Regions from separate parts of the Homo sapiens genome. Here region 2 is linked to region 1. A link is an interaction called in ENCODE POLR2A ChIA-PET data of the cell type or tissue named here. Cell type or tissue: GM12878. All regions are shown on one strand. Each heading gives the region's core, and the rest is flanking DNA. Links, peaks and the distances in the headings are about the cores only. Region 1 overlaps NF1 (neurofibromin 1). Region 2 has its middle 13 kb from the start of SUZ12.

Evidence for each region. ChIA-PET counts read pairs that join two places held together with the same protein. Peaks named below come from ENCODE experiments on the same cell type or tissue, not always from the same donor. Only the 100,000 strongest peaks of a DNase experiment are listed, where the experiment ranks them.
Region 2: POLR2A ChIA-PET joins it to region 1 with 14 read pairs; 2 of 35 experiments call an interaction of 5 or more read pairs at or near these places.

The regions. Positions count from the first base shown.
Region 1 is chr17:31,242,314-31,258,132 of GRCh38, reverse strand. It overlaps NF1 (neurofibromin 1), which reads right to left. Exons shown (of 58, transcript NM_001042492.3): 30 at 9,014-9,149; 31 at 5,133-5,195. Among named protein-coding and RNA genes, the nearest start is that of OMG, 47 kb to the left of the region's middle. In GM12878, for the core only: no CTCF peak of the experiment used is centred there; DNase peaks (open chromatin) are centred at 6,864 and 7,662; H3K27ac peaks cover 3,200 bases.
Region 2 is chr17:31,916,506-31,932,324 of GRCh38, reverse strand. No RefSeq gene overlaps it. Among named protein-coding and RNA genes, the nearest start is that of SUZ12, 13 kb to the left of the region's middle. RefSeq lists enhancers at 14,304-14,959, 14,960-15,617. In GM12878, for the core only: no CTCF peak of the experiment used is centred there; no DNase peak of the experiment used is centred there.

The DNA of each region.
Region 1 (15,819 bases), core at 3,891-11,890:
ATCTCAGAGGAAAGAAAAACCTCATGGATGAGATGGGTAGAAGAAACCTGAAAAAAGATCTTCACTGTATCATCACTTATACTGCATGTTTGATGAGTAATGAAAGCAGACCAAATTTTTCACACAAAGATGATCATAATTTACTAAGATTAACAGACATGAAAGTGTGGTCAACTTTATAACGTGAAACTAAATTTTCAACAGCACACCCCCAAAACATCCTATACCTGATAGTACATATTTACATTTTGTTGTGTACCAGTTACAATTGAATTTAAGAAAAAAATGCTTGCCATATACAAAATAAAATATTAGATTCTTACTGAGAAAAAAAAAAACTTACTTACAAGTAATGTTACTGCCAGTGCCTTTTCTTCACAGCTTCCTTTATAATACAAGAACCTACCTATTATTTAAACCATGGAGGGATGGGAATTCTTGGGGACCTAAAAGAAAAAAGGATCTCACCAGAAGAGAGAACCCCTATGTCTACCTCAATTTATAATTCTGTCAAATAAAAATAATTTAAGAACTCAAGAAATGGTTGTCCAGCCTGAAAAGCAATGTGAACCCAATATTTAAAATGGATGATTTTCCCTTTATAAAACATTCTACATTAAGATAAAAAGGTACCTTAGCTCGGGAAGAGTGCTATAAAACTGGTTCAGCTCCCATCCCTTTCCAGAGTCCCCTGCTTTAAATCATGTCATAGATGAAAATTATATTTTGCAGTTTACATTTTTATATATACTATATATGTTCATTTTTAAAGAACACTTAATGTAACATTTTAATCTCTACAGCTATTCTTGCTTAGTGCGGCTAAACTGCTGTTTAAAGTAGCAGTGACTACAAAACTGTAGCATTCCACTCAATATTCTGTGATGTCAAGGATAAACCTTCATTTCAAAGGATATTGGTGGGAGGGGACCCAGATTTACATGCGGAATATCACGTAGCTATTTTTTTCACAATGCTTCAATAAATATTTCCTGTCATAATTTATGACAGGAAATTATGACACAAATTATGACAGGCTGACTCCAGATTAACTCTGGAAAAAATGGGGATTATTTCACTTCATCTTGTTCAATGTAGTGCTTCATGCAGTCCACATTTTAAATGTGTTATCACTGCTTATAACCTCAAAATAGCTTTCTATAATCTCTAACAGGAAGTTAGTAAAAACTAGATTTTAGAGAAAATATTTGTAAGAGGTGATAAAAAGAGGTCAGTTGTAACTAATATAGTTCCATCTTCAGTTACACTACACATAGTTCAGGAAGCTTTCTTTATGTTACAGTGTTTATTGCATGAAGAACAACCTTAACCCTTAAATAAGGGGAAACTGGTGAAGGTGACTAAATATAGCTGCTTTATTAGAATGGCTTTAAAACCTAAATACCATTTATTTTTAGCTCAAATATATACATTTAGAATTAGATACAGAAGTTTTAGCTAAAACTATAGAAAGATGTAAAATTAAGAAAAAATTCCAGTGCTTTGACTATTCCAGTACGGTGTTGAACCTTCTGGGGACGAGGAACCTCTTTGAAATCTGATAAAGGTTAGAAAAATGAATGTATGCATTCACACACACAAAATTCTTCACATAATTTTAGAATATTCATAGACCATCATTGCTACTGAGTGGTTTTCTAAAACTCCCAAATTTTAATCTTAGACAATTCTCTGGCTGGGCGTGGTGGCTCATGCCTGTAATCCCAGCACTCTGGGAGGCCGAGGCGGGCAGATCACTTGAGGCTAGGAGTTCGAAACCAGCCTGGCCAACATGGCAAAACCCCATCTCTACTAAAAATACAAAAATTAGCTGGACATGGTGGAGCCACACCTGTAATCCCAGCTACTTGGAAGGCTAAGGCAGGAGAATCGCTTAAACCCAGGAGGTGGAGGTTGCAGTGAGCCATCGTGCCACTGCACTCCAATCTGGGTGACAGAGAGACTGTCTCAAAATAAATAAATAAATAAATAAATAAAGGCAGACAAAAGAAACCTATAACATTTTAAAGCCTTTAAGGAGTGAGTTAGCAGGAGGGAAAAGGATTAAAAACTGCTTTATAATTATTTTAAAATAGATTATTTTAAAAGAATTAGCATCTCATACGTTTAACTCATTAAAATTCTAAAAGTTTTTACAAAACTAAAACCCATAGTTTAATTTTCAAAGAACCAGTTAGTTTATAAAATGTTAACCTGCTGTGAAACACATGGAGAGCTTTCAAAATACTGTTTTATTTTTTATGCTAGTAAAATGAAGCACTGGGAGTGGAGAAGGAACAAGGAAATTTGTAATGGTTATCATCAATTAGACAAAATACTTCTTTGAAAGTAGCTATTTACCGGTTTTCTCTAGGACAAAGAAGTTTTAAAATGTGACTCATATTTACACCTGATTTAATGGTACTCAGCCTCAGAATTTAATGAAAAACTGAGTGATTTCCCAAAAGCATATTGTAAACTTTATGAAAAGTACTACACTTTTACCATCTTCCACATCTTTAAAAATAATTCATGTCAAAACCCAAAATATCGACACCTCAGGAACACATACTGTCTCATGTATCATATAAATATATGTATCACTGATGGCAGAATCAATATAATTTTGGAACTAAAAACTGATTTTAAAAACCAATAAAAATGCTACATAACAAGTTTCGTAAGTCAACTTATAAAAGGACTGTTTTTTTTTCATTCACCACTAATTGACATCAATGTAATTTTACCTCATAATACATACATGCTCTAGTGTTTTTTTTAATCCATAAAAATCTAATTTGGATCCAAAAGACATTCTGCATAAAAGGTCAAACTTGGGCCAGTCTGTGTGTTGAGACCAGTTATCAGCCAAATGTACCCTTTCTTCCCTTGGTAAAAGCTGACTACATAACGCGAATGCATGTAGTCATAAACTACACTTCAGCAAGAGCATTACTACCCATATATGCTTAGTTACTGCATTCTCCCTGAGTTAGGCAGACAGTTAACTTTCAAAGTAAACCTCATTATACACTATATATTTGAGAATAATAAACAGTTATTTGTAATGTGACTACACAGCTATATACTAGAAGCCAGATCTTCTCTCTATATTTTACATATTCCAATCCATGACATATACACCCAAAAAGAAAGTCAGCTTGCTCTTAAATATCATTAGGTTTTGTTAAAGCACACAACTCCATAAAACAACATTTTAAATTTATGAGTATACTGTCTTCATACTTTGGAATGTACTCTAAAATATCTCGAATTACCAATTAGATTCCCCTTGTTTCCATGAGGAGCTCGTATTACCTGTGCTGAGAAATACATTCCAAAACTTGGTGTTACCCAGAAATTAAAAAAAAATTTTTTGAAAATAACTCTAGTAGAAAAAAAAACATTTCAAGAAACAATTTTAGACATAATCTTAATAAATAAAGCAGTGTTAGAAAGGCTAGAAAACATGCTCTAGAGAAACACAGAAAGCCTGAATTTTAATTATGTGATACACTACAAAATGGCATTAGTATAACACTGAACAAGAGTGTTAGAAGCAGCAAATTAATTTCAACAATGATGGTGTACATTATGTTAAACTCACATATGCTGAGAATTAGAAGGCTGAAGCATTAGAAACGTCTTTATAATCCAATCAATTTGATCATAGCTAGGCAAATTTACTTAATATAATCAAAAATAAAATCTTCAATGGACACAACAAAAGTATATGTCTATAAATTTAAATTTTGATTTGAATTTTAAAAATCTATATTTAAAGCTTAGATAATTTATATGTACAGCTTAGAAACTTATATGTAAAGCTTTTTCGTTTTCTTTTTTTTTTTTTTTTTTTGTGAGACAGGGTCTTACTCTGTCACTCATGGTGGAGTACAGTGATACAATCACAGCTCACTGCAGCCTCAACCACCTGGGCTCAAGCAATCCTCCTGCCTCAGCCTCCCGAGTAGCTGGGACTACAGGAGTACACCACCACGCCTGGCTAATTAAAAAAAAAAAAAAATTATTTGTAGAGACGACTCGCTATGTTGCCCAAGCTGGTCTTTAACTCTTGGGCTCAAGAGATACTCCCACCTTGGTCTCCCAAAGTGCCCGGATTACAGGTATGAGCCACTGTGCCCAGCCATAAAGCTTTTATTATATGTAAAGTTTAGATAAGGCATGAAAGATGAAACCAGATGAACACTGTATTCTAAATTACACCCTTTTAAGAAAACTACCTACTTAGTTTTCTTTACATCTTACTCTACAATCATTTGGATTATATGAACAAAGACAGGGCTCAGCCTGATAAGTCACTGTGACAGATAATGGCAAATGTAAAATGAATGCATATTATATTTTGGACAAATTCCATTCACTGGAAGAAAATAATTACGACTCTCATAATTTTCTTCCTTTTAAATAAATCAAGGCAAGTTCATAGAAGCAGATAGTATATTCACATTATGTTTGCAGAATGATGTGTTTTTCTACAAATATGAACTCAGTTTTCTTTTATCTCAAAAGTACTATCTTATCATTTACCTCTTATTTTTTTGAGGTAAAAGTAGTTTTACCATTAAAATTTCTATAATCTATGCACAAATATCTAAATTATGCCTGAGACTGCCTAGATAAAAATATGAAGAGTAAAAAAATAAAATTTAGCAACTTTTAGGTAAGATTTAGAAAGTGACTCTTTCCCACCATATACTTCTAACAATTAAGAAACACTGTCATCTCTGGGAAAAGAAACCACTCACATTACCTTCAAACAAGAAGCAAGAATGAAGACAGTCAGCGTTTCCTAAGGCCTTGAAATTAAGTTTCTTTGCATTCATTTATAATTTAAAAAGTAACAATAATAAAATTAGACCAAGGATATCCAATGCAACAAATGCCCACAAATTGCCTTTGGGATAAATCAAACCAAAGGAACACAGAGAATGTTTCAATGTAACTTAATTCCAGGGTTAATTGAAATGAAAGCTATTTTGTGCCAGAATTAGTAGAATGATTTTACAGTGAAGGTCAAATAGGCTGAAGTGAAGATATTCTTAACAAACAGCAAAAGATTTTTGTTTTGCTTTGAAAGAAACAGCTAATAAAAAGTTCTCCAAACTTACTGATTTTTTGTTTTCCTTTTTTTCTTTTACTGTAGCTTTATTCAGTAGGGAGTGGCAAGTTGCCTACAGAACAGAGATGAGCACAAACAAGTCACAGCACCGACTACATACAGCAACAAAAACAATGTTGGCTTGTACATAAAATTACACCATAAAATGTAACACAAATGGAATCAACAAAAAATTAGAAATCAACTGAATTTTGAGGAATGAATTTTAATTCTGGGTTTTAATTTTTATTACATTTTTAAGCCAAGCACTAAAACAGCAAGAAATGTTGAGACCCAATCATGTCTACTATTTCTGGCTATGAATCACAGAAAAACTCTCTCCAAGTGAATTTGAGGATATTAAATATTTACATTTTGGTTAATTCCTAGCTTTTGAGAAATGTAATATAAAATATTCATTACAAGTAGATCACACACTAAAAACATTTGTGTCTACATAATTTTTTCTTGGTATGTAAAATTCTTCTCTGTGTATCCTTCAATTGACTTTAAGTTCTTTTTCCAACACCTGGCATTTAATTATGATCCTACTGAATAAAGAAATAAAAATTATATGGATAAATATAAAAATTCACTTTAGAAATTCTGAATTAAAGACCTCTCTCTCTAAAAAAGATTACTCTTAACATTTCACATATTTTTCAATGTTTGCAGGCTACTTCCTGAAATGGTTCTAATCAGAGGAGGTTAAAAGCTCTGCAACATTTGGGAGAAGAAGGTTATCAGCTCAACTAGTAAGAAGCATTAATATTATTAAAGTGAAGAAACTGCAGAGAAAATTACAGAACAAAACTGTAGGCCTGCTTAAAACTTTTCACATATTACAGTTGACCATTTATCAAAATATCTTAAAAAAAAAAAAAAAAAAAGCCACCTAAAAAACCCCCAAAACTCCAGGCACATATTGGTTTCATCTCTCAGAGCTCTTTCTAGACCAAAGATTTCTTTCAAAATTAAAAGACTCTTGATTGGACTAGCCTAGGCAGAATAATTATTTTAAAAATATTTTTAAAACCATGTTAGAATTATTTAATCCACAAATAGATGGCATCTTATTCTGGGAATTCTGGACATCCAACACCATAACCCATAACTTGGGCTTTAAGTTAGTTAGACATCCATTCATCCACCCACCCATTCATCCATCCAAAGAGTTACTGTGTACCTACAGGTCAAATACCATTCTAGGCATTGGGAAATAGCAGTAAAACAACAAGACACAGCCCCTTAGCTCACAGAGCTTTGTTTCAAACTTTAGACTATATACAAATGTATTAGTAACAGTGGTATATAACTATCATTTATAGCCTTAAAACTGTGTGTAAACTACTTCAGTTTGGAGAAGCAGATTTACTGAAAAAGGGTGAGATTTATTTAGAATCATAAATTAGTTCTTAGAATTCTCTCACCATACGAGAATATCCACTTTGGGAATCATTTTATCTTTATCCTAAAACCATCAGGAGAAGTGAAAACAACACATGAGAAAATGATTTAATTATAAATCTGACACATGTTCACAGTTGGCTATTCTTAAATAACCTTAATCCAGTCAACTAAGGAAGGAAGGTATATAAAGTAATAGAGCTGGTTAACACATGATTTGAAAAGGCTTAAAGGCCAAGATATGAACTCAAAAAAGGAGCTAAAGTCCAGGGAAGTTTATTAGCTAGCAATATACTCACTTCCCTTTCAACATTTCCCCAGTAGGTCCCAAAGGGACTACTATCCCTCCAGGCAGAACACAGAAGAGCAGGAAGGTACCTTTCTGTTACTGCCAAAGGCAAAGGGGCAAGAAAAAGCCAGAAGAGGGAAGATGAATAAAAACAAAAGAGCAAACCAAAAGAAATAAACTAGGTTTGGGAAGCAGACTCAATAAAATACTATCTTGAGACCAAAGCTTTTTTCCTATCTTTCTTTCTAATCAGTAAATGTAACATTCCCTGTTACCAGTTACTAATTAAAAAATAAAGCCTTATTTAATAACAACACAGCATGCTGTCTCTGCTCTTCAACAATGCTTTTACCCAATACTTAAACAATGCACTGATACCACCTTTAATTCATGTTTTTAAAGATAATAATTTTATGTGAAATTTTAACATAATAAACCAGGTTTGTTATTAAAATAATATAGGATATTTTACTGTGAAGTGCTCTAAAAAGCATAACATACTGTTTAATAATCACCACATATAGTGTTTAAAAATCTATTTTCACTATTTTCCTCCTTTCTTAGCTGTGAAAGCTGGCAAGAATCTTGTTTACTTAGGTGGGAGGGATGGGAAATTTATTTCTTCATTAAATATTTCCTAAGTACTAAATAAGTGCTAAGACCTGTTCCTTTTACATTATTAGAATCATGGTCTCAAAACGGTCTCCAACTTTGCTCATGATACAAAAAGATTTTTCTTTTAGGATGACAACCACATGAAGAAATTCTACTACAATCTCCTAGACCATGTAATCATGTAGTCAGTCCCCATTCACTTTTAACCAGCTAAAGTCAAAGCCTCTGTCATTTTAGAAACCCACTTGCTCTCTGAAACCAGTTACTACTAGGCCAACCAAGAAGCTGACCCAGACTATTTTTAATATGTGCTATTTCCTGTCTGCCTAGTTTCATCAATAGAACAATTACTAAATAAAATTTAAAGAGAAACCTGAATACAGCCCAAACTTGAGAAGATATTCACTGTATTAAGTTTCATATTATAACTAAACTACCCTTTAGACTCAGACTTAACTAGTTGAAAAAACTATACAGGATTTTCCTAAGTTTCCTTGAGCCTTTTTGTAAAGGCAGAAAAGTCATGATAAATTAAGAGAGACAAGGTTAAGTATGTTTTATCATCTATGTATACCGTGAAAAGCTTTTTTACAGATAGAACAGATACATCTTTAAAAATAGCAATGGTGAAAAAATTCACATAGAGCAGCCTCAAACAGCTTTTAAAATGGTGATTTCAATGATGCTGTTAACGTCTCTAAGCAACTGAAGCCGTGTGCTAAAAAAGCAAATGGCTGCGATGACTCTGCAAAGAGAGAGACACAAAGACATGGGTTTTGATAACTGTGTATTTCCCTTATATCCACCCCTATCCCAAATTCCAGACCCACTAATGTTTCTTCCAGAATCACAGTTTCCAAAAGGCTAATATGCATTTGCAGGACCTCCCTTGGAATAAATAATTCCTAAAACTGCAATGTGCAATTCAAAAACACAGTAGAAGACATAAAAGAACATAGACCGAATTCCCTAAAAAAGAAGGCCATGACTATGGCTATTTTCTGAGTTCAGACGCATTACTTGCAGTGCTAGTGTTAGAAGGTCTAATAATTTGGTCTGAATGATGATGCAGTATCTCTTTTAAGAAATATGCTACATAAAGTAAACAGAACAATCAGTCTATCCTGGGAAAACCTGACACAAACTAATTATACATTAATGAAGAAACCAAAATCACAGATGATCAAGCAATTCACAATGCAAAAAGCAAGGAGGAGACCCGCCTCAACTGTGAAACACCCTGTAAATAATTTAGGTTAATAGATGACAACAACAAAAATCCATAATATGTTCATTTCAGCCACATCCATCATACCCAATGGATTCACTGCATTTTAAACTTGCTCCCAATGCAAGTAAAATTTAGTATTTTAAAGTATTCTCTTACTTCAAACTGTTGCCTAAGTAATATTTAAGTTTTTTTCAAAGACAATTCCAACAATTCTCAATGTATTATTCATCCAAACTGACTCAGTATTATAGTTAACCACACACCATCAGCAGCTAGATCCTTCTTTGATAAAGCATTCTTCATAATTTAACTTTAGATTAATAATGGTAATCTCTAACTGTAAGCATACCTGGTATAAACAGTGGCACACACTTCGAAGTTGAGGGGGGAATTCTGAGGAGGAACTGATGATGGCATGGAAGAACTTTTCAGTCATCTGAAGGAGGTTCCGCTGGTTTTCCTCAAGGCTCTCTGATGGTTCTAACCTACAAAAAAATAAAAATAAAATCCTAACACTTTTGTTTAAAACAAATAACAAAAATCACTCCTTAAAAGAGACTCTTATACAGACATTAAGCCAAGTGCAACGTGTAGACTTCATTGGAATCTTTAAACAACCAACTATAAAAAAAAAAAAGACAACTTTGACAGGGCTGGATGGCTTACGCCTGCAATCCCAGTACTTTGGGAGGCCAAGGCTGACAGATCATTTGAGGTCAGGAGTTCAAGACCAGCCTGGCCAACATGGTGAAACCCCATCTCTACTAAAAATACAAAAATTAGTCAGGTGCCTGTAATCCCAGCTACTCAGGAGGCTGAGGCAGGAGAATCACTTGAACCTGGGAGGTGGAGGCTGCAGTGAGCCAAGACTGCACCACTGCACTCCAGCTTGGATGAAAGGGCAAGACTGAATCTCAAAAATAAAAATAAAAAAAAAGACAACTTTGAGATAACTGAAAAAAATTTAACAGAAAACTAGTCTTAGATATATTATTCAGGATTATTAACTTTAATTTGTGTGGAAATACTCAGGCTGCACATGCACGTGTATGTGTGTTTAAGTCTGTATATGTTAGAAACATGATCTCTGAGATATGCTTTAAAATACCCAAGCAACAAAAGGGGGAGAGAGGGGACAGATAAAACAAGAATATCATGTATTTTTCCAATTCACAATCCTCTATGTGTATATGCCCATATGAAAAAATTAACACACACATATGAATGATGCAGGTGTTTTTTTTTTTTGGTGGGGGGTGGGGGCGGGGGATGGAGTTTCACTCTCGTTGCCCAGGCTGGAGTGTGATGGCGCAATCTCAGTTCACTGCAACCTCCGCCTCCCGGGTTCAAGTGATTCTCCTGCCTCAGCCTCCCAAGTAGTTAGGATTACAGGCATGGGCCACCACGCCCGGCTAATTTTATATTTTTAGTAGAGACAGGGTTTCACCATGTTGGTCAGGCTGGTCTCAAACTCCCGACTTCAAGTGACCCACCTGCCTCGGCCTCCTAAAGTGCTGGGATTACAGGCATAAGCCACCACGCCCGGCTGAATGATGTAGGTCTTTACTTTTTTCATCAATAGTAACAAAAGGCAACTTTCATCTTTCACTCTACATTATGTTTCTGAGATTTATCCATGTTGATAGATGAAGATATAGTTCACTTTACTGCATAATAGTCTATTGTATACCATGATTTATCTATTCTCTAATTATAATGAACATTAAACATTTTTCACCTTTACAAACACCATTGCAATGAACATTCTTGCACATAAGAGATTCTCTAAGGCAGCTACCTAAAAATGAAATTTCTGAGTTATTGAGTATATGCAGATATAACTTTACTAGATATTGCCAAATAGCTCTAAAACTAGTACTGTATAAGAATTCTTATTCCCCTCCAATCTAGCAGTTGAGTAAAACATGAGGTAGCTCATGTTTTTAACTTCTATTTCCACAGTTCCTACTAAGGTTAGACATGCTTTTAGATATTTTGTGGCCATTCAGGTTTCCCCTATCTTGAACTGCATTTCACATCCAGTCTGACATTTCTAACTGCTAGATGTCCCCTCCCCACTGGTATCTAAAAATCAGTATGCCCCAAATTAACTGATTTTTCCTCGTACTCTTATGTCTTATCATGTGCTCTATGTTATCAATAGCACTATCACTTTCTTAATCACATCATTCAGGCCATCTCTGATGTCACTTTTTCCTGCTCTACTTCATTATTCCCCATATCCAATCAGTATTGCTTTTTTTTTTTTTTTTTTGAGATGGAGTCTTGCTCTGTTGCCGGGCTGGAGTGCAGTGGCACAATCTCGGCTCACTGCAACCTCCGCCTCCAGGTTCAAGCAATTCTCCTGCCTCAGCCTCCCAAGTAGATGGGACTACAGGCGCACCACCACCACGCCCAGGTAATTTTTGTATTTTTAGTAGAGACAAGGTTTCACCATGTTGGCCGGCATGGTCTAGATCTCTTGACCTTATGATCTGCCCACCTCAGCCTCCCAAAGTGCTGGGATTACGGTCATGAGCCACCGTGCCCGGCCCAGTGTTGCTAACTCTTATCAGTACCACCTCTAAACTCTGATGTTGTGATTAAAGGAAGAGATTCCGCAGGCAGACTTACTAGGTTTAAATTTCAGCTCTATCAGTTATCAATCATTATGAGTTGGTCACAATCCTTAAATTCTCTGGGTGTCATTTTTTCTCATCAATAATACAGGACTAATAATGCCTACTTTATGTAGTTTAAATTTTACCCAATAGTAATCAAATCCACAAACCTTTACTCTCTAACTAGCCTAATCTGAACTCTCAAAATACACCCCTTATGAAACTCACCACTTATCTGTTGTGTGTTTTATCCCTCTTACTAAACTGTAAGCTCCTTGAAGGAAGTATTTACCTATGTCCCCTTAAAGACTAGCACAGTGCCTTACCACAGCAAGTACTGAGTAAATATTTGTTTTTAACAGGTTAATTAGTAATTTTGTTTCTATATTAATTAACGTATTACAGAAATGCTTTGGACACTTACGTCATTGCTGTAGATTCCTTAGAGTTTGCTGTGTGGCACAGCATATGAATACAGTAAGAGTTCAGAAATTAGCATGGACTGCAAAGCAAGAAATACTTCATTGAACAGGTGAGTTCTAAAGGAGGCACAGAATTTGCATAGACAAAAGAAGTAAGGGTATTTCAGAAAGAGAAAGTAGGTGCGGCAGGTAATCAATCCAATAAATATTTAGTGCACATCTACTATCTGCCATCTTAGTATCAGGTGCTGAGGATTCAACAATTGCCTTTTGACCTTTTCAAAAAGGAGAAAGACATATAGACCAGGTATTCCACACTAAGTACTCAATACAATAATTCAAGGGTATTGTGATAAATATATATTTGGTCTCTGCTCCTGATTCCTGATACATTGCTCTTAAAACCCTTGGAATCTCTGGAAGTGCTGAGTGTCTTTTATATGATAATGAGATGACTGGTGGCTGGGAGGTCCTAGGGAGCTTCAAGACGGGGCTAGTCACCAGAAAGACCAAGTTTCGATTAGAGGGTTGAGACTTTCAGCCCCACTCCCCAACCTCCAAGGAGAGGAGAGAGGCTGAAGGTGAGTTTATCACCAATGACCCATGATTTAATCAATCATGCCTATATAATGAGGTCACCATAAAAACCCAACGAACAGAGTTTGAAGAGCTTCCAGGTTGCCGAACACATAGAGGTGCCTGGAGGGTAGTGCACCTGGAGACAGCATGGAAGCTGCAAGCCCCTTCCCACATGCCTTGCCCTATGTGCATCTTTTCCATCTGGCTGTTCATCTGTATCCTTTCTGATATCCTTTATAGTAAGTAGGCAAACAAAAGTAAAGTATGCCCCTGAGTTCTGTGAGTCCTTCTAGCAAATTAATCCAACTCAAGGTGAAGTTGTGAGAAGCACAGGTAACAACCTGGGGCTTGTAATTGGCATCTGAAGTGGTAGCAATCTTACTCAGCCCTTATCCTATGGGAAATCTGATGCTCTCTCCAGGTAAACAGTGTCACGGTTGAACTGAATCACAAGGACACCTGGTTGGTATCTATTGGAGAATGGCTGATGGTTGTTAGGAAGCCAGAGGAGGAAAATGAACTTGCAATATGTGGCTAATTGAAGAGACAGCCTAAATATGGGGATTATATGCAGGGAGAACAGTTAAGCTACAACAGTAATCCAAATCTTAAGATATGGAGGTCTAGGAGTTGGTAGGTATGAATGAGATTAACAATTTCTTTAACAAGGCTCAAAGAGACTGCTAGAAACCCTGACAATTGCCTACTTTGTGAAATTTTTTTTTTGAGTCAGCATAGCAGCAGGTACACTGCAGTCCATTTCAGGTTTCCCTCTAAAACAATACCTTCTAGCCACAGTGCTCTCTTGCTTCCCACATGCCAATGGTAACCTGTTGAATATTCTACTAATTCTGAACTACAATGAACATTTGTGTTCAATTATTCAAGTGTTCCTGTGTATAAAACTTTTCCCAAGTTGATTTTCAAAGAACTAGCTTGAGAACTGGAGGTGGAGCAAGATGGCTGAATGGAGGCCTCCAGGGATCGTCCCCCTTATTGGAACACCAACTTGAACAACCATCCATACAAAAAAGCACCTTCATAAGAACTGAAAATCAGGTAAGTGATCACAATACCTGGTCTTAACATCATATTAAGGAAGAGGCACTGAAGCGGGTAGGAAAAACTGTCTTGACTTACCTATACCACCCTTCCTTCACCTCCTGGCAGTGGCCCCGTGGTGTGCAAAGAAAATCTGCATTTGGGGGACGGACAGCACAGTGATTATGGGACTTTGCATTAGGACTAAATGCTGCCCTGTCATAGCAGAAAGCAACACAGGGCAGAGCTCAGCTGGTGCTCAAGGATGGAGAACTTAGAACAGACCTAGCCAGAGGTAAATCACCCATCCCAGCTGTTGAAACCTGAGTTCCAGCAAGCCCCACCACCAAGAGCTAAAGTGCCCTGAGGTCCTAAATAAACTTGAAAGGCAGTCTAGGCCCACAAGGACTGCAGTTTCTGGGTAAGTCCTGGTGCTGTGCTGGGCTCAGAGCCAGTGGACTTGGGGTGGACCTAGTGAGACAGCCAGGGCAACCAAGGGAATGCTTACATCACCCCTCTCCCAAACCCAGGCAGCTCAGCTCAGCTTGTAGCTCCAACAGAGATGCCTTCCCTCTGTTCAAATACAAGAGTGGAGAGAGTAAAGAGGACCTTGTCTTGTAACTACCAGCTTAGCCACAGTAGGAGAGGGCACCAGGCAGAGTCCTGAGGCCCCCATTTCAGGCCCTACCTCACAGACAACACTCCTAAACAAACCCTGGGCCAGAAGGAAATCTGCTGTCTTAAAAGGAAGGACCCAGTCTTGGCAGAACTCATCACCTGCTGACTAAAGAGCCCTTGGCCCCTGAACAACCAGGAGGGATAGCCAGGCAGTACTTGCTGTGGGCCTTGGGTGAGACTTGGAGACATGCTGGCTTCAGGGGTGACCCAGCACATTACCAACTGTGGTGGCTATGGAGAGAGACCCCTTCTGCTTGAGGAAAGAAGAGGTAAGAATAAAGGGGACTCTGTGTTGCAACTTGGGTACCAGCTTGACACAGTGGGGTAGGGCACTAAGTAGGCTCCTGGGGTCCCAGATTCCAGGCCTTGGCTCCTGGAAAACTTTCCTGGACCTGCCCTGGGTTAGAGGGGAGCCCCAAGGCCTTAAGGGAGAGACTCAGAACTGGCAGCATTCACCATGAGCTGAATGAAGAGCCCTTGGGCCTTGAGTGAACATCAGTGGTAGCCAGGCAGCACTCACCATGGGCCTGGGGCGATGGCGGCCATGGGAAAAGACTCCTCTGCTTGAGAAAAGAGGACGGAAGAGCGGGAAGGACTTTGTCTTACAGCTTGGGTGCCAGCTTAATGCTTAGCCGCAGCAGAATAGAGCACTAGGTAGATCTCTGATGTACCCAACTCTAGGCTCTGGCTCCTGAATGGCATCTCTGGACCCACGGAGAACTCACTGCCTGAACGAAAGGACGCAAGCCTGGCTGGGTTTGCTACCTGCTGACTGTAGAGCCTTTGGGCCTTGAGTGAACATAGGTGGTAGTCAGGCAGCAGTACTGCAGGCCTTGGGCAAGACCCAGTGCACTCCCAGTGCTGGTGTCCACAGGGCTGCTTGTGTCGCCCCTCCCCCAGCTCCAGGCAGCTCAACACACACACACACACACACACACACACAGACAGAGAGAGAGACTGACTCTGTTTGTTTAGAGGAAAGTAAGGGAAGAGAAGAAGAGAACAAGAGTCTGTTTGATAACCCAGGGAATTCTCCAGGATCTTATGCAAGACCACCAAGGTGGTACCGCTATGAGTGTACAAGAGCCACAGCGTTATTGGGCTTGGAGTGTCCCCTAAAGCAGATATAGCTGCAGTGACCAAAGACTTAAGATAACAACACCCAAGTGCCTTCAAATACTTGGAAAGCCTTCCCCAGAAGGGTGGGTACAAACAAGCCCAGACTACAAAGACTACAAAAATACCTAACTCTTCAATGCCCAGGCACTAATGAACATCCATAAGCATCAAGACCATCCAGAAAAACATGACCCACCGAAGGAATTAAAGAAGGCACCAGTGATCAATCCTGGAGAGACAGCGATATGTGACCTCTCAGACCGAGGAGTCAAAATAGCTGTTTTGAGGAAGCTCAAGGAAATCCATGATAATGTGGAGAAGGAATTCGGAATCCTATCAGATAAATTTAACGAAGAGATTGAAACAATTACAAAGAACCAGAGAGAAATTCTGGAGACGAAAAATGCAGCTGACATACTGAAATATGCATCAAGAGTCTCTTAAAAGCAAAATTGATGAAGCAGAAGAATTAGCAAGCTTGAAGGCAGCCTATATGAAAATACACAGAGGAGACAAGAATAAAGAATGAAGCATGCTTACAAGATCTAGAAAACAGCCTCAAAAGAGCAAATTTAAGAGTTACTGGCCTTAAAGAGGAGGTAGAGGCGGAGGGTGCAGTGAGCAGAGGTTGCACCATTGCACTGCAGCCTGGGCGACAAGAGTGAACCTCCATCTCAAAAAAAAAAAAAAAAAAA
Region 2 (15,819 bases), core at 996-8,995, 680 kb before region 1:
TGTATATTATAGGGTTTTCATAATAAACCACTGATTTGTGTATGTGTGTTTATCTAGAGTTAACAAGATATAATAAGGATGTTAGTAAGCCATAGTTAGAACTCCTGGGACAGGAAGAAACTTGACACTAATAACCTGGGGAGAAAAAAAACCACCTGAGCCAAAGTGGAAATATCTAAACCTGAATTTCTGGAGGCCTATGTCTGGAAAAAAAACTATTATGGCTGTTTTTCAGACTGTGGGACAAGTTGTTTTACATTTAACTTTAAACAAATGTGAAGTAAGTTGCCATTTATTGAGCAACCTGTCCACACAACAATCATAAACAGTAATGTTAGTTACTATTAGTATTAGTCAACCCCCTCAGATACTTCTCACTGAATCTCAAAGAGATTAAGTAACTCCCCCACCATTACACCATCCCACAAATGAGAGAGCTGGAGTTTAAACCCAGCTATAGGGGGCTCAAAACCCCATGTTTTCCAGTATGACTAAAGTATCCAAGCTGTCTTTCTGGAACCCCAGAGTTTCAGGAAGCTACCCTCCGGGAGAAGAGGAAGCTGCAATATGGTGGGCTCTGCATTCCCATTTGTCTTTCATCAGAGATGTTCTACTTGTGACTGTTTTATAATTTGTTTGAACATAATGGTTCTACTTGCTAAAAAGAATTTTTTTTGAAAATCACCACAGTATACTATGCTGTCTTCCCAAGTCTGATAATGAGAAATAACCAGCTAAAATAGCACCAATAGTGTATTCTGGGATATACTCATCTCAAAATTTGACAGCATTAAAAACAAACCTGGCCAGGTATGGTGGCTCACGCCTGTAATCCCAGCATTTTGGGAGGCCGAGGCCGAGGCAGGCAGATCACGAGGTCAGGAGATCAAGGCCATCCTGGCTAATACGGTGAAACCCCGTCTCTATTAAAAATACAAAAAATTAGGCCAGGCGTGTTGGCTCACGCCTGTAATCCCAGCACTCTGGGAGGCCGAGGTGGGTGGAGCGCGATGTCAGGAGATTGAGACCATCCTGGCTAACAAGGGGAAACCCTGTCTCTATTAAAAAATACAAAAAAAAATTAACCGGGCATGGTGGCGGGCGCCTGTAGTCCCAGCTACTGGGGAGGCTGAGGCAGGAGAATGGCGTGAACCTGGGAGGCGGAGCTTGCAGTGAGCCGAGATCACACCACTGTACTCCAGTCTGGGCGAGAGAGCGAGACTCCATCTCAAAAAAAAAAAAAAAAAAAATTAGCTGGGAGTGGTGGCAGGCGCCTGTAATCCCAGCTACTCTGGAGGCTGAGGCAGAGGAATCGCCTGAACCTGGGAGGCAGAGGTTGCAGTGAGCTGAGATCGCGCCACTGCAGCACTGCACTCCAGCCTTGGTGACAGAGCAAGACTCTGTCTCAAAATAAAATAAAATAAAATAAAATAAAATAAAATAAAATAAAATAAAAAATAAAAACCTATGACAAGACTAATGAAGATTACTTTGTTTCATGGTAATGAAATGCAGATGAAAAAGATCATTCTGGCTGGGTGTGGTGGCTCATGCCTGTAACCCCAGCACTTTGGGAGGCCGAGGTGGGCATATCACCACACGTCAGGAGTTCAAGACTAGCCTGACCAACATGGAGAAACCCCATCTCTACTAAAAGTACAAAATTAGCCAGGCGTGATGGCGCATGCCTGTAGTCCCAGCTACTGGGGAGGCTGAGGCAGGAGAATCGCTTGAACCTGGGAGGCGGAGGTTGCAGTGAGCCAAGATCACACCATTGAACTCCAGCCTGGGCAACAAGAGCAAAACTCCATCTCAAAAAAAGAAAAAGAAAATGAAAAAGATAATTCTGTAAATATTTCATGCATGCCCTGCCCAGAAAAAAAAAATTAGTTTTGCTGATAATACCGCTAATCTTTGTGTGAACTTATGTTTTCTTCATTTTCTAGGGAAAAAAACAGCATTATTATGTCATCATACTTCATAAATCATGTCAACATGATTATTAGGGTCAACCTGTCAGGTATTATCATCACTTCTTTTTTTTTTTGAGACCGAGTCTTACTCTGTCACCCAGGCTGGAGTACGGTGGCACGATCTTGGCTCACTGCAACCTCTGCCTCCCAGATTCGAGCGATTCTCCTGCCTCAGCCTCCCGAGTAGCTGGGATTACAGGCATGCGCCACCACGCCTGGCTAAATTTGTATTTTTTAGTACAGACGGGGTTTCACCACATTGGTCAGGCTGGTCTTGAACTCCTGACCTCAGGTGATCCGCCCGCCTCGGCCTCCCAAAGTGCTGGGATTCAGGCATGAGCCACTGTGCCCAGCCATCACTTCTATAATACTACTATAGTCTGGATATCTGGATTTCCATTCAGAGTTTATAAATTAACCTTTATTTTGCAATTGCTAATTTACTGCTGTTAAGCAGAACATATTAAGAGATGCAGACCTTTATTTTTAGCTAGTTTTTTTTTTTTTTTTTTTTGAGAGGTAGTCTCGCTCTGTCACCGAGGCTGGAGTGAGTGCAGTGGCGCGATCTCGGCTCACTGCAAGCTCTGCCTCTCGGGTTCACGCCATTCTCCTCCCTCAGCCTCCCGAGTAGCTGGGACTACAGGCACCCGCCACCATGCCTGGCTAATTTTTTTGTATTTTTAGTAGAGACAGGGTTTCACCATGTTAGCCAGGATGGTCTCGATCTCCTGACCTCGTGATCCACCCGCCTCGGCCTCCCAAAGTGCTGGGATCACAGGCGTGAGCAACGCACCCGGCCAGCTAGTTGTTATTATTACAAATATTGTTCTTATTTTCATAATACGATTTTATTTATTTATTTATTTATCTATTTATTTATTTATTTTTTAGACAGAGTCTCACTCTGTTGCCCAGGCTGGAGTGCACTGCACCCTGGGCAACAAGAGCTAAACTCTCTCTCAAACCAACAACAACAACAACATATTTAGGGCCAGGTATGGTGGCTTAGGCCTGTAATCCCAGCACTTTGGGAGGCCGAGACGGGCAGATCACAACGTCAGGAGTTTGAGACCAGCCTGGCCAACATAGTGAAACCCCGTCTCTACTAAAAATACAAACAATTAGCCAGGCTTGGTGGCACGTGCCTGTAGTCCCAGGTACTCGGGAGGCTGAGGCAGGAGAATCGCTTGAAGCCAGGAGGTGGAGATTGCTGTGAGTGGAGATCATGCCACTGCACTCTAGCCTTGGCAACAGAGCCAGACTGTCTCAAAAAGAAAGCAAAAAACGTATTTAGGGTGTAGAAGTACATATTTCCTAAAGGCATATATTATGTAGTGGTAAAGTCTAAGCTTTAATGTAGGTTCTTGTTAAAGTTACCTCAGTTCTTTAATTCTGAGAACTCACAGAAATTACCAGTGTGCAATACCAAAGTTAAATTCACTTTTTTACACCAAAGTTAAATTTATACAAATGTTATTTTTCTATAGAATTATAATTTTTTTTTTTTGAGACGGAGTTTCACTCTGTTGCCAGGCTGAAGTGCAGTGGCACAATCTCGGCTCACTGCAATCTCTGCCTCCTGGGTTCAAGCAATTCTCCTGTCTCAGCCTCTCGAGTAGCTGGGATTACAGGCTCGCACCACCACGCCCAGCTAATTTTTGTATTTTTAGTAGAGACAGGGTTTCACCATGTTGGCCAGGATGGTCTTGACCTCCTGACCGTGTGATCCGCCGGCCTTGGCCTCCCAAAGTGCTGGGATTACAGGTGTGAGCCACAGCGCCCAGCCTAGAATTGTAAGTTTTATAAAGCTTGAGATCCATTTTTTATTCCTGAATTATCCAAAAATAAAAGGCAAATGGTGTTATCTTCTAATGGGTGCAAAAAAGGGTTACAAATTTAGCTCAAAACATGTCAAGTGATATAGAAGAGTTCGGCCGGGGCGGTGGCTCAAGCCTGTAATCCCAGCATTTTGGGAGGCCGAGGCATGAGAATGGCGTGAACCCGGGAGGCAGAGCTTGCAGTGAGCGGAGATCGCGCCACTGCACTCCAGCCTGGGCCACAGAGCGAGACTCCGTCTCAAAAAAAAAAAAAAAAAAAACACAAGAAGAGTTCCTGGTAAGAAAATATACAACACTTAGGAAGTGAAACAAAATTAAAAACTAAACTTTGCATTACACTTACCATATAGTAATTTAAAAGTTATCTTTTTTCTTTTTTTTTGAGAGGAAGTTTTGCTCTTTTTGCCCTGGCTGGAGTGCAATGGCACCATCTTGGCGCACTGCAACCTCTGCCTCCCAGGTTCAAGCAATTCTCCAGCCTCAGCCTCTCAAGTAGCTGGGATTAAAGGAACTTGCCACCATGCCAGACTAATTTTTTGTATTTTTAGTAGAGATGGAGTTTCACCATATTGGCCAGGCTGGTCTCGAACTCCTGACCTCAGGTGATCCACCCACTTTGGCCTCACAAAGTGCTGTGATTATAGGCATGAGCCACAACATCCGGCCTTGTCTGATGTTTTTCTAATGATTGGAGTTCACTTATAGGTTTTATGGAGGGAGATCACAAAAGGGAAGTACCATTGTTATCATACCATATCCAGGTTGATATCCATATGATTGTTATTGATGACGTTAATCTTGATCACCTGTCCAACATTTCTCAACCTTCTCCATACTTTTTTCTCCTGTACTCTTTTTCTCTGCTGTACTCTTTCTCTCCTACTTTTTCTCTCCTATATTCTTTTGAAGCAAGTCCCCAAGTATAGCACTACACTCAAGGTGTGGTAATAGTGGTTGTGGTGAATTAAGCTCTACCACCTTGATGGCTAAGTATCTGTATGAATAATTTGGAATTCTTTCGTGAAGTGGATATTTACCTTCTCTTCCATTTCTATATTTATTCAATACTTTATATCAGTATGGATTCATGGGTATTTATTTTATACTTTGGGGTATAATCTAATACTATATATATATATATTTTTTGAGACAGGGTCTAGCTCTGAAGCCCAGGCTGGAGGGCAGTGGCATGATCTCGGCTCACTGCAACCTCTGCCTCCCAGCTTCAAGTGATTCTCCTGCCTCAATCTCCAGAATAGCTAGAATTACAGGCTCCTGCCAACACGCCCAGCTATTTTTTGTTTTGTTTTGTTTTGTTTTTTTGCTTGAGACAGAGTTTTGCTCTTGGTGCCCAGACTGGAGTGCAATGGCACAATCTCAGCTCACCACAACCTCTGCCTCCGGGGTTCAAGCGATTCTCCTTCCTCAGCCTCCCAAGTAGCTGGGATTACAGGTATGTGCCACGATGGCCTGCTAATTTTGTATTTTTAGTAGAGACGGGGTTTCTCCATGTTGGTCAGGCTGGTCTTGAACTCCCAACCTGAGGTGATCCACCCACCTCAGCCTCCCAAAGTGCTGGGATTACAGGTGTGAGCCACCGCGTCCAGCTATTTTTTTTTTTTTTTTGTATTTTTAGTAGAGACAGGGTTTCACCACATTGGTCAGGCTAGTCTTTAACTCCTGACCTCAAGTCAGGCCAGGCGTGGTGATGGGCGCCTGTAGTCCGAGCTACTTGGGAGGCTGAGGCAGGAGAATGGCGTGAACCTGAGAGGCAGAGCTTGCAGTGAGCAGAGATCGCGCCACTGCACTACGGCCTGGGCGACAGAGCAAGACTCCATCTCAAAAAAAAAAAAAAAAAATTAAAAAGAAACCAAGGCCTGGTGCAGTGGCTCATCTCAAAAAAAAAAAAAAAAAAAAAAAAAACAGAGAAAAAGAAACCAAGATGTGGTTGCTGGGTACACTCATTGCTTCTGGGGTGTCATTGCTTCCAGCCTCTCCCAGTAGACAGAGCTAAGATATATGTATGTATACTAACCCATATATACACACAAATCTATATTTATTTCTGTAAATATCCATCTCTATCTATAGTAAGCTAAACGTGAATTGTTGTAATCCAGTAGCCTTTTTTTTTTTTTTTTTTTGAGATAGACTCTCAGTATGGTGACTAGGCTGACCTCAAACCCTGGGCTCAAGGGATCCTTCTGCCTCACTCAGGCTCCTGTTGTGCACTGCCACCCTGCCCAGCTGTGGTCTTTGGTTTTTTAATGTGAGTAGTCATATTCTTTTTCAATCTGTCTGTCTTTTTCCAGAGTACTTAATCCAGGGGATCCAAGTTTGTGCTGTTAATATAATTACTCATGTGTTTAACAATTGTTGCCACATTTTAATTAATTAATTAATTAATTTATTTATTTATTTGTGTTGAGACAGAGTCTCACTCTGTCGCCCGGACTGGATTGCAGTGGCGCGATCTCAGATCACTGCAACCTCCGCTTCCCAGGCACAAGCGATTCTCCTGCCTCAGCTTCCTGAGTAACTTGGATTACAGGCGCGCACCACCATGGCACACCTGTAATTTTTGTATTTCTAGTAGAGATGGGGTTTCATTATGTTCGTGAGTCTGGTCTTGAACTCCTGATCTCAAACAATCCACCTGCCTTGGCCTCCCAAAGTGCTGGGATTACAGGCATGAGCCACCGTGCCCGGCCCTGTTGCCACATTTTAGTGAGGAAGAACTAATTTCATTTTCCCAGGAACCTTGAAATGTTAGGGAGGTAAGAGATGACAACCAAATACTAGAGGAAAAGGAAAGCTGGAACCAGGTGCCATGGGTCATGCCTATGGGAGGCCAAGTCGGGAGGATCACTTGAAACCAGGAGTTTGAGACCAGCCTGGACAACACAGCAGGACCCTCATTTCTTTCTTTCTTTCTTTTCTTTTCTTTTTTTTTTTTTTTTGAAACAGCGTCTCGCTCTGTCGCCCAGGCTAGAGTGCAGTGGCATGATCTCGGCTCACTGCCAGCTCCGCCTCCAAGGTTCACACCATTCTCTTGCCTCAGCCTCCTGAGTAGCTGGGACTACAGGCGACTGCCACCACGCCCAGCTAATTTTTTGTATTTTTAGTAGAGACGGAGTTTCACCGTGTTAGCCAGGATGGTCTCGATCTCCTGACCTCGTAATCCGCCCGCTTCGGCCTCCTAAAGTGCTGGGATTACAGGCGTGAGCCACCTCACCCGGCTCTTTTTTTTTTTTTGAGACTGAGTTTCACTCTTGTTGTCCAGGCTGGGGTGTGATGGCGCAGTCTCGGCTCACTGTAACCTCTGCCTCCCGGGTTCAAGTGACTCTCCTGCCTCAGCCTCCCGAGTAGCTGGGACTACAGGCACCCGCCACCATGCCTGGCTAATTTTTTGTATTTTTAGTAGAGATGGAGTTTCACCGTGTTAGCCAGGATGGTCTCGATCTCCTGACCTCGTGATCTGCCCGCTTCGGCCTCCCAAAGTGCTGGGATTACAGGCGTGAGCCACCTTACCCGGCTCTTTTTTTTTTTGAGACTGAGTTTCATTCTTGTTGTCCAGGCTGGAGTGCAATGGCGCAGTCTCGGCTCACTGCAACCTCTGCCTCCCGAGTTCAAGTGACTCTCCTGCCTCAGCCTCCCGAGTAGCTGAGATTACAGGTGCATGCCACCACGCCCGGCTAATTTTTATTTTTAGTAGAGAGGGGTTTCTCCATGTTGGTCAGGCTGGTCTCAAACTCCTGACCTCAGGTGATCTGCCCGCCTTGGCCTCCCAAAATGCTGGAATTACAGGCATGAGCCACTGTACCCAGCTGCGAGACACACATTTCTACAAAAAATAAAAGAAGGCTGGGTGCAGTGGCTCAATGTCTGTAGTCTCAGCTACTTGGGAGGCTGAGGTGGGAGAATATCTGGAGCCCAGGAAGTCAAGGCTGCAGTGAGCCTTTATCACTCAACTGCACTCCAGCCTAGATGATGGAGCAAGACCTTATCTCAAAAACAAATAAATAAATAAAATTAAAACAAAAAAAAAAAAGGAAAGGGGGCACTGCTCATTGCCCTTCCCAGCAAATGTTGTTGAAAGAGGAGATGAGGGACCGGGTGCAATGGCTCATGCCTGTAATCTTAGTACTCTGGGAGGCCGAGATGGCCGGATCACCTGAGGTCAGGAGTTCGAGACCAGCCTTCAACATGGTGAAACCCTGTCTCTACTAAAAATACAAAAATTAGCTGGGCGTGGTGGCGCATGCCTGTAATCCCAACTACTTTGGAGACTGAGGCAGGAAAATTGCTTGAACCTGGGAGGCGGAAGTTGCAGTGAGCCGAGGTTGCCCCACTGCACTCCAGCTTGAGCAACAAAGCAACACTCCATCTCAGGAAAAAAAAAAAAAAAGGTAAGAAACTCATTTGAGCCCAGGAGTTTGAGGCTGCAGTGAGCCATGATTGCACTACTGTGTTTCAGTCTGGGTAACAGAGTGAGACCAAGAGAAAAAAAAAAGCACAGTTCCCTTTTCCTCATTAGAAGCTACTTTTCATTACTTAGAAATCTTTAAATTTTACCAACGTGTCTGAGCGGAAGAAGGGAGAACAGAATATGTCATGAATAGACATTGAGTTCACCATAAAACTCCCAAACAGAATTGGGGAACTTGTTATATTCTGAAACTCTTGTTACATCAAGAGTTTTTCAGAGAGAAGCATGGCTTATAATAAATAGTTTGGAAATCTGAGTCTTAAAGACCTTTTCAAGAGCCTAAGCTACTGACTCCTCCTTCAAAGAACACTAAGATGGAGCCTTTTGCAAGTAAATAAATATCCCTAATTTCTCAGATAAAGGCATTGCAGAATGAGTGCTTCCTACCTTAACTCCTTCCATTCCTGGCCATACTGCTCTCTGATCATTCAGCATTATTCCGTGAACATTTTCTACATTTTCTTTTTTTTCTAAGGCGGAGTCTCACTCTGTCACCCAGGCTGGAGTGCAATGGCGCAATCTCGGCTCACTGCAAGCTCCGCCTCCTGGGTTCACGCCATTCTCCTGCCTCAGCCTCCCGAGTAGCTGGAACTATAGGCGCCTGCCACCATGCCCGGCTAATTTTTTGTATTTTTTTAGTAGAGACGGGTTTTCACTGTGTTAGCCAGGATGGTCTCGATCTCCTGACCTTGCGATCTGCCCGCAATATAGAGCTTTACTCAAGGGAGTGACATGATCAGAACTGCATTTGGAAGATTATTCTGATTTACCTTTTTTTTGAACCCAGGAGGCAGAGGTTGTAGTGAGCCAAGATCCCACCACTGCACTCCAGCCTGGCCACTGGGCAAGATTCCGTTTCAAAAAAAAAAAAAAAAGTTGGCACTAAACTGAATAAACTAGCAGTTTTTTCTGAGGACATATCTTGTAGATTAAAAAAAAATCGACTAGCAGTCTTTGAAATGAACACTATACTTTACCTTTATGGCTTGTATTAAGTATATAACGCTTAATAAAATAAAAACTCCAGCTGGGTGTGGTGGCTCATGCCTGTAATCCCAGCACTTTGCGAGGCCCAGGCAGGCAGATCACCTGAGGTCGGGAGTTCAAGACCAGCCTGACCAACATGGAAAAACTCCATCTCTACTAAAAATACAAAATTAGCCAGGCATGGTGGCGCATGCCTGTAATCCCAGCTACTCGGGAGACTGAGGCAGGAGAAACGCTTGAACCAAGGAGGCAGACATTGCAGTGAGCCGATATCATGCCATTACACTCCAGCCTGGGCAACAAGAGCAAAACTCCATCTCAAAAAAATAAAATAAAATAAGATAAAAACCCCAACCCACTAGGAGACCTAAAAGACAAGGGAAGACATGCTAGGTTTTTCCATGGCAGATTCCCCCAGACTGAATTAGTCATTTGCTAGTCATTCCTATAATAGTTTGTGCATATATTTTTCATGTTCTTATCACATTGAGTAATATATACTTAAGTTTCTCCTACTACATCATGGAGTGCCTTAAAGAAAAGAAATGGCCGGTCGCGGTGGCTCACACCTATAATCCCAGCACTTTGGGAGGCCAAGGCGGGCAGATCACAAGGTCAGGAGTTTGAGACCAGCCTGGCCAACATGGTATAACCCCGTTTCTACTAAAAATACAAAAATTAGCTGGGCGTGGTGGCACATGCCTGTAATCCCAGCTACTCAGGAGACTGAGGCAGAAGACCTGCTTGAACCTGGGAGGCAGAGGTTGCAGTGAGCCGAGACCACGCCACTGCACTGCAGCCTGGGTGACAGAGTGAGACTCCGTCTCAAAAAAATAAAAAAATAAAAAGAAAAAAAGAAAAGAAATGTATATTACTCATCCTTGTATCCTCAGCAGCTTGCTTAAGCTTGCTTAAGACCGTGCCCATAGCAGATACCTAATCAATATTTGTTTGAGTAACTAATAAGAAAGGTGGAATGTGGGCCGGGTGCGGTGGCTTACGCCTGTAATCCCAGCACTTTGGGAGGCTGAGGCGGGTGGATCACCTGAGGTCAGGAGTTCGAGACCAGCCTGACTGATATGGTGAAACCCCATCTCTACTAAATATACAAAAATTAGCCAGGCGTGGTGGCGGGCACCTGTGGTCCCAGTTACTGGGGAGGCTGAGACAGGAGAATTGCTTGAACTTGGGAGGTGCAGGGTGCAGTGAGCCGAGATCGCGCCACTGCACTCCAGCCTCGGTGATAGAGCAAGGCTCCTTCTCAAATAAAAAAAAAAAAAAAAAAAAAAAGGTGGAATGTGAATTGAGCCTTGAGGGTTTCAGTAAGCACAGAAGCAATATAGAGCTTTACTCAAGGGAGTGACATGATCAGAACTGCATTTGGAAGATTATTCTGATTTACCTTTTTTTTTTTGAGACGGAGTCTTGCTCTGTCACCCAGGCTGGAGTGCAGTGGCACCATCTCGGCTCACTGCAACCTCTGCCTCCTGGCTTCAAGCCATTCTCCTGCCTCAGCCTCCCCAGTAGCTGGGATTACAGGCATGCACCACCAAGCCCAGTTAATTTTTGTATTTTTAGTAGAGACGGGGTTTCACCATGTTGGCCAGGCTGGTCTCGAACTCCTGACCTCGTGATCTGCCTGCCTCGGCCTCCCAAAGTGCTGGGATTACCGGTGTGAGCCACCGTGCCCGACCCCTGATTTACCTTTATTACATTAGAGACCATGATTATTTTGAAGCAATAGTTTACAAGAGCTGGCTCATACCAGGTTGTAAGAATCAACTGTTGAATTTTTAGAAATTTTAAAAGCCAGTTGTTAAAACACTGTCACTGTTAAATTATTATGTAAAGTTACAATTAAATCAGTTATATTAAAAACCAAAATAAATACTCAAAACTCATTACTTCCAAATTATTATTATTATTTTTGCAGACGGAGCTTCACTGTTGTTGCCCAGACTGGAGGGCAATGGCATGATCTTGGCTCACTGCAACCTCTGCCTCCAGGTTCAAGCAATTCTCCTGCCTCAGCCTCCTGAGTAGCTGGGATTACAGGCACCCGCCACCATGCCTGGCTAATTTTTGTATTTTTAGTAGAGGCAGGGTTTCACCATGTTGGCCAGGCTCGTCTCGAACTCCTGACCTCAGGTGATTCGCCCACCTCGGCCTCCCAAAGTGCTGGGATTACAAACGTGAGCCACTGCGTCGGGCCCCAGATTATTTTTCTACATTTTATTATTATCTATGCTCTTGAGATTATTTATGTGTGTTCTATCTATATGGTGGGAATGCTATGATATGCTACTGTGCATCTCTTCCTGACTCCATCTTTAGTGATATAATGTTAGTAGCTTGAAAGCAACCATGATGGAAATATTTGTACTATCAAAATAGGCAAACACTACAAATCAAGGCTTTCTTCCCCCTGCTTCTGAGAGTTGGTTGTTAGAAATTGAGTAGCACACCACTGTTTTTTGTTTTTTGGTTTTTGGTTTTTTTTTGAGACAGAGTCTCACTCTTGTTGCCCAGGCTGGAGTGCAATGGCACAGTCTCGAGTCACCGCAACCTCGGCCTCCTGAGTTCAAGCAATTCTCCTGCCTCAGCCTCCTGAGTAGCCGGGATTACAGGCATGGGCCACCATGCCTGGCTAATTTTTGTATCTTTAGCAGAGGTGGAGTTTCTCCATGTTGGTCAGGCTGGTCTTGAACTCCCGACCTCAGTTGATCCACCCACCTCAGCCTCCCAGAGTGCTGGGATTACAGGCATGAGCCACAGCACCCGGCCTAGCACACTATTGTTTAGAAGGCAACATTGATAAAAGGGCAATGAAAAGTTTGGAAAATAGAGTTGAGGAAATTTGCAGACCGTGGGGGAAAAAAGAAAGTTAAGTGTGAGAGAAAAGTTGAGAGGATTAGACTTACTTGGAGATTCCAATATACAAGTAACAGGAATTTAAGAAAGAAAGAACAAAGATGCATGGGGTGGAGCGGAGTGGGGTATGAGTGTGTGGAGGTGGAAGATATGAGTAATGCAAGAAAAATAAAGCAAAAAAAATTCCAGAACCGAGGGCAACAGTTTCTAAATTGAAAGGGCTCTCTGTCTAGCACAATGAGTGAAAATGCACATCAAAGCATGGCATGTCACTTGCATTTTCTTTTTCTTTTCTTTTTTTTTTTTTTTTTTTGAGATGGAGTTTTGCTTTTGTCGTCCAGGCTGGGGTCCAATGGCATGCTCTTGGCTCACCGCAACCACCTCTTCCCAGGTTCAAGCGATTCTCCTGCCTCAGCCTCCCGAGTAGCTGGGATTACAGGCACCTGCCGCCGCATCCAGCTAATTTTTGTAGTTTTAGTAGAGATGGGGCTTCACCTTGTTGGCCAGGCTGGTCTCAAACTCCTGACCTCAGGTGATCCACCTGCCTCGGCATCCCAAAGTGCTGAGATTACAGGCGCGAGCCACTGCGCCTGGCCTGTCACTTGCATTTTCAAAACATCAAAGATAGAAGATCCTCAGAGTTTCCAGAATTAATAATAAAATTAGGGTCATACAAAAGGTATACAGTTGTGTTAGCTGGGCGTGATGGCAGGCGTGTGTAATCCCAGCTACTCAGGAGGCTGAGGCAGAAGAATCGCTTGAACCCGGGCTGCAGAGGTTGCAATGAGCTGAGATCGCGCCCCTGCACTCCAGCCTGGGTGACTGAGTGAGACTCCATCTCAAAAAACAAACAAACAAACAAAAAAGGTATACAGTTATGTTCTTTTGTAAGTAAGGATTTCCTTAGATTTCTCAGCAATAACACAGAAATGAGAAGACAAGTCATAGTTCTAAGGAAAAATGGATTCCAACCTAGAATTATGTAACCAGACAAATTATCACATTAATCAAGTGAGATCAAATAAAGATATCTTTCACCCAGGAGGCTGAGACAGGAGGACGGCTTGAGGCCAGGAGTTTGAGGCTGCAGTGGCTATGCTGGTGCCTGTGAATAGCCACTGCATTCCAGCCTGGGCTACATAGCAATACTTCGTCCCTTAAAAAAAAAAAAAGATATTTTCAGACACGCAACATCTCAAAAAATTTTCCCCTTCACCACACCCTTTGTCAGAAAGCTACTGGAGGACATATTCTACCAAAGTGAGGGAGAAAAACAAACATGGAATCCAGGACAAAGGGGACTCACACAAAGAAGTAAAGAAAATTCCCAGGATGGTGAAGAAGGGAATTCCCAGAACAGCTGTGCAGTTCGTCTAGTGAGCAACAGTTAAGATTGGCATGGGAGGGATATTTCCAAGAAAAAACAAAATAGGTGTATTATTTGATGAGTTTGAATGAATGGAGCCTTGCAATTCTGGCAAAGCATTTGTGGGGTGGGGGGTGGAAATTAATGATGGGTACATAGAAGCCTTAACAAACCAACCATTGAGACAATCACTAACCACAAGGAAAAAAAAAAAAAAAAAAAGTCTGATAAGAAAGGAAATATGGCTGGGGGCGATGGCTCACACCTGTAATCCCAGCACTTTGGGAGGCCGAGGCGGGCAGATCACTTGAGGTCAGGAGTTTGAGACCAGCCTGGCCAACATGGTGAAAACCCATCTCTACTAAAAATACAAAAATTAGCCGAGTATGCTGCTGGGCCCCTGTAATCCCAGCTACTTGGGAGGCTGAGGCAGGAGAATCGTTTGAATCCGGGAGGTGGTGAGCCGAGATCCAGCCACTGCACTCCAGCCTGGGGAACAAAGCGAGTCTCCGTCTCCACAACAACAAAAAAGGAAATGTAATCATAGTATATTACACAAACCAACTGGGAAAAGTATTTTCTTTATTTTTATTATTTTTTGAGACCGAGTTTCGCTCTTGTTGCCCAGACTGGAGTGCACTGGCGCGATCTCGACTCACCACAACCTCTGTCTCCCGGGTTCAAGCGATTCTCCTGCCTCAGCCTTCCTGAGTAGCTGGGATTACAGGCATGCGCCACCACGTCCAGCTAATTTTGTATTTTTAGTAGAGATGGGATTTCTCCATGTTGGTCTGGCTGGTCTCAAACTCCCGACCTCAGGTGATACGCCCGCCTCAGCCTCCCAAAGTGTTGGAATTACCGGCATGAGCCACAGCGCCCGGCGGGGAAAAGTATTTTCAAACTCATAATAACGTAAGTTCAAAATCGGTTTAACCCGCAATTTGGGGAGGTTGGGGGATGAATGTGTGTAGGGAGGGGGCAGGAAGAGTTGGTGAGAGGCCAAAAAGAGGATGATACCATACTTAGTGGGAAACAGATCCCCCACCATAAAGATAAAGGAAATCAGAAACTGCTCAAGTCCTGGACCCCCTCAGACGGATAATGGACAGAGAAAGGGGGTCAGGAGGGAGGAGTAGAGAGGGTTGGTAGGGGGGTTTGTTTGGAGCAAGGCTTCAGTGTTGCGACTCCCGCCCTCTTTGGAGGAAGGGGCATGGAGTGCTCCCCTCAATTCAGAGCTCCAGGAGGGGCTTTTGAACGGTAACGCGCGAGCTGGGAAACCTGAAGCCTTGGTGCCCTCCCCACGAAAGCCAGAGGCCGGCTGCGACCTGCGCCGGATTCCCTCCCTGTGGACAGGGAGGCCGACTCCTTGCTTGGGGACAGGACAAGGCTGTGAGGTTGGGCTGGAGGGGCGGGCGTGGAGTTGCCGCGGTGAGGACGGCCCGCTTGGGCGCCCCAGAGGCCGGGCAGGGGCGCGGGGACCTGGTTGCACCGGTGGCGGTCGTCCTCTCCGCGGCAGCTGCTGCCGCCCTGCCGAGCCGCCCGCGGGAAAACCCCAGAAGGCCCCGGCCGCCGCCGGGCAGGGCAGCGCCCGCTTCCATCCGCTGCGGGCCCGGAGTCCCGGCCGCTCGGCCAAGCGAGGTGAGAGGCCTGTGGCTTCCAGCCCCGATCTGGGCCCTCGCCCTGCGACTCCGACTCCTGTCCCAGTCCCCTACCACACGGACCTCGGCCCCAACTACGACGGTCACCTCGGACCCTGGCTCTCGCTCCCCGACCCTCGCTCTCTGACAAAGGGTCTGGGGCGAGGGCGTGGAGCCGCGGCCGGCAGGAGGCGAGCGCTCAGCCCCGGTGCGGGGTCCCGGGGGCAGGGGTCGCTGAGCCCGGGTCGGGCTGGCTGGGGCTGCGCAGCCCAGGGTGCATGCGGCGGGCGAAGGCCTGTGCCCCACCTAGAGCGGAGCCCGCGGTGTGTGCACCTAGGCCAAAGAGGTGACCCCGGGAATGAAATCTAAGGAATAGAGGGAGTTAACTGTAGAGTGGCGTTTTAGTTACATCGTAGTTAAGTCTGTGCCACACACCAGTTAAACCGGTTATTTAGAAAGACGGCGGGAAACCAGCAGAAATACCTGAAAAAAATACCACATGATTGCACAGGAAAGTTAAAATTCCAGAGAGGGGATGCATGGGGGAGGGGAATGCTGTTTTTCTTTACTGTTTGGCTTTTAAAACTAGTTAATTAAAAGTTTCCTGGTGGGGCGCGGTGGCTCACGCCTGTAATCCCAGCATTTGGGAGGCCGAAGT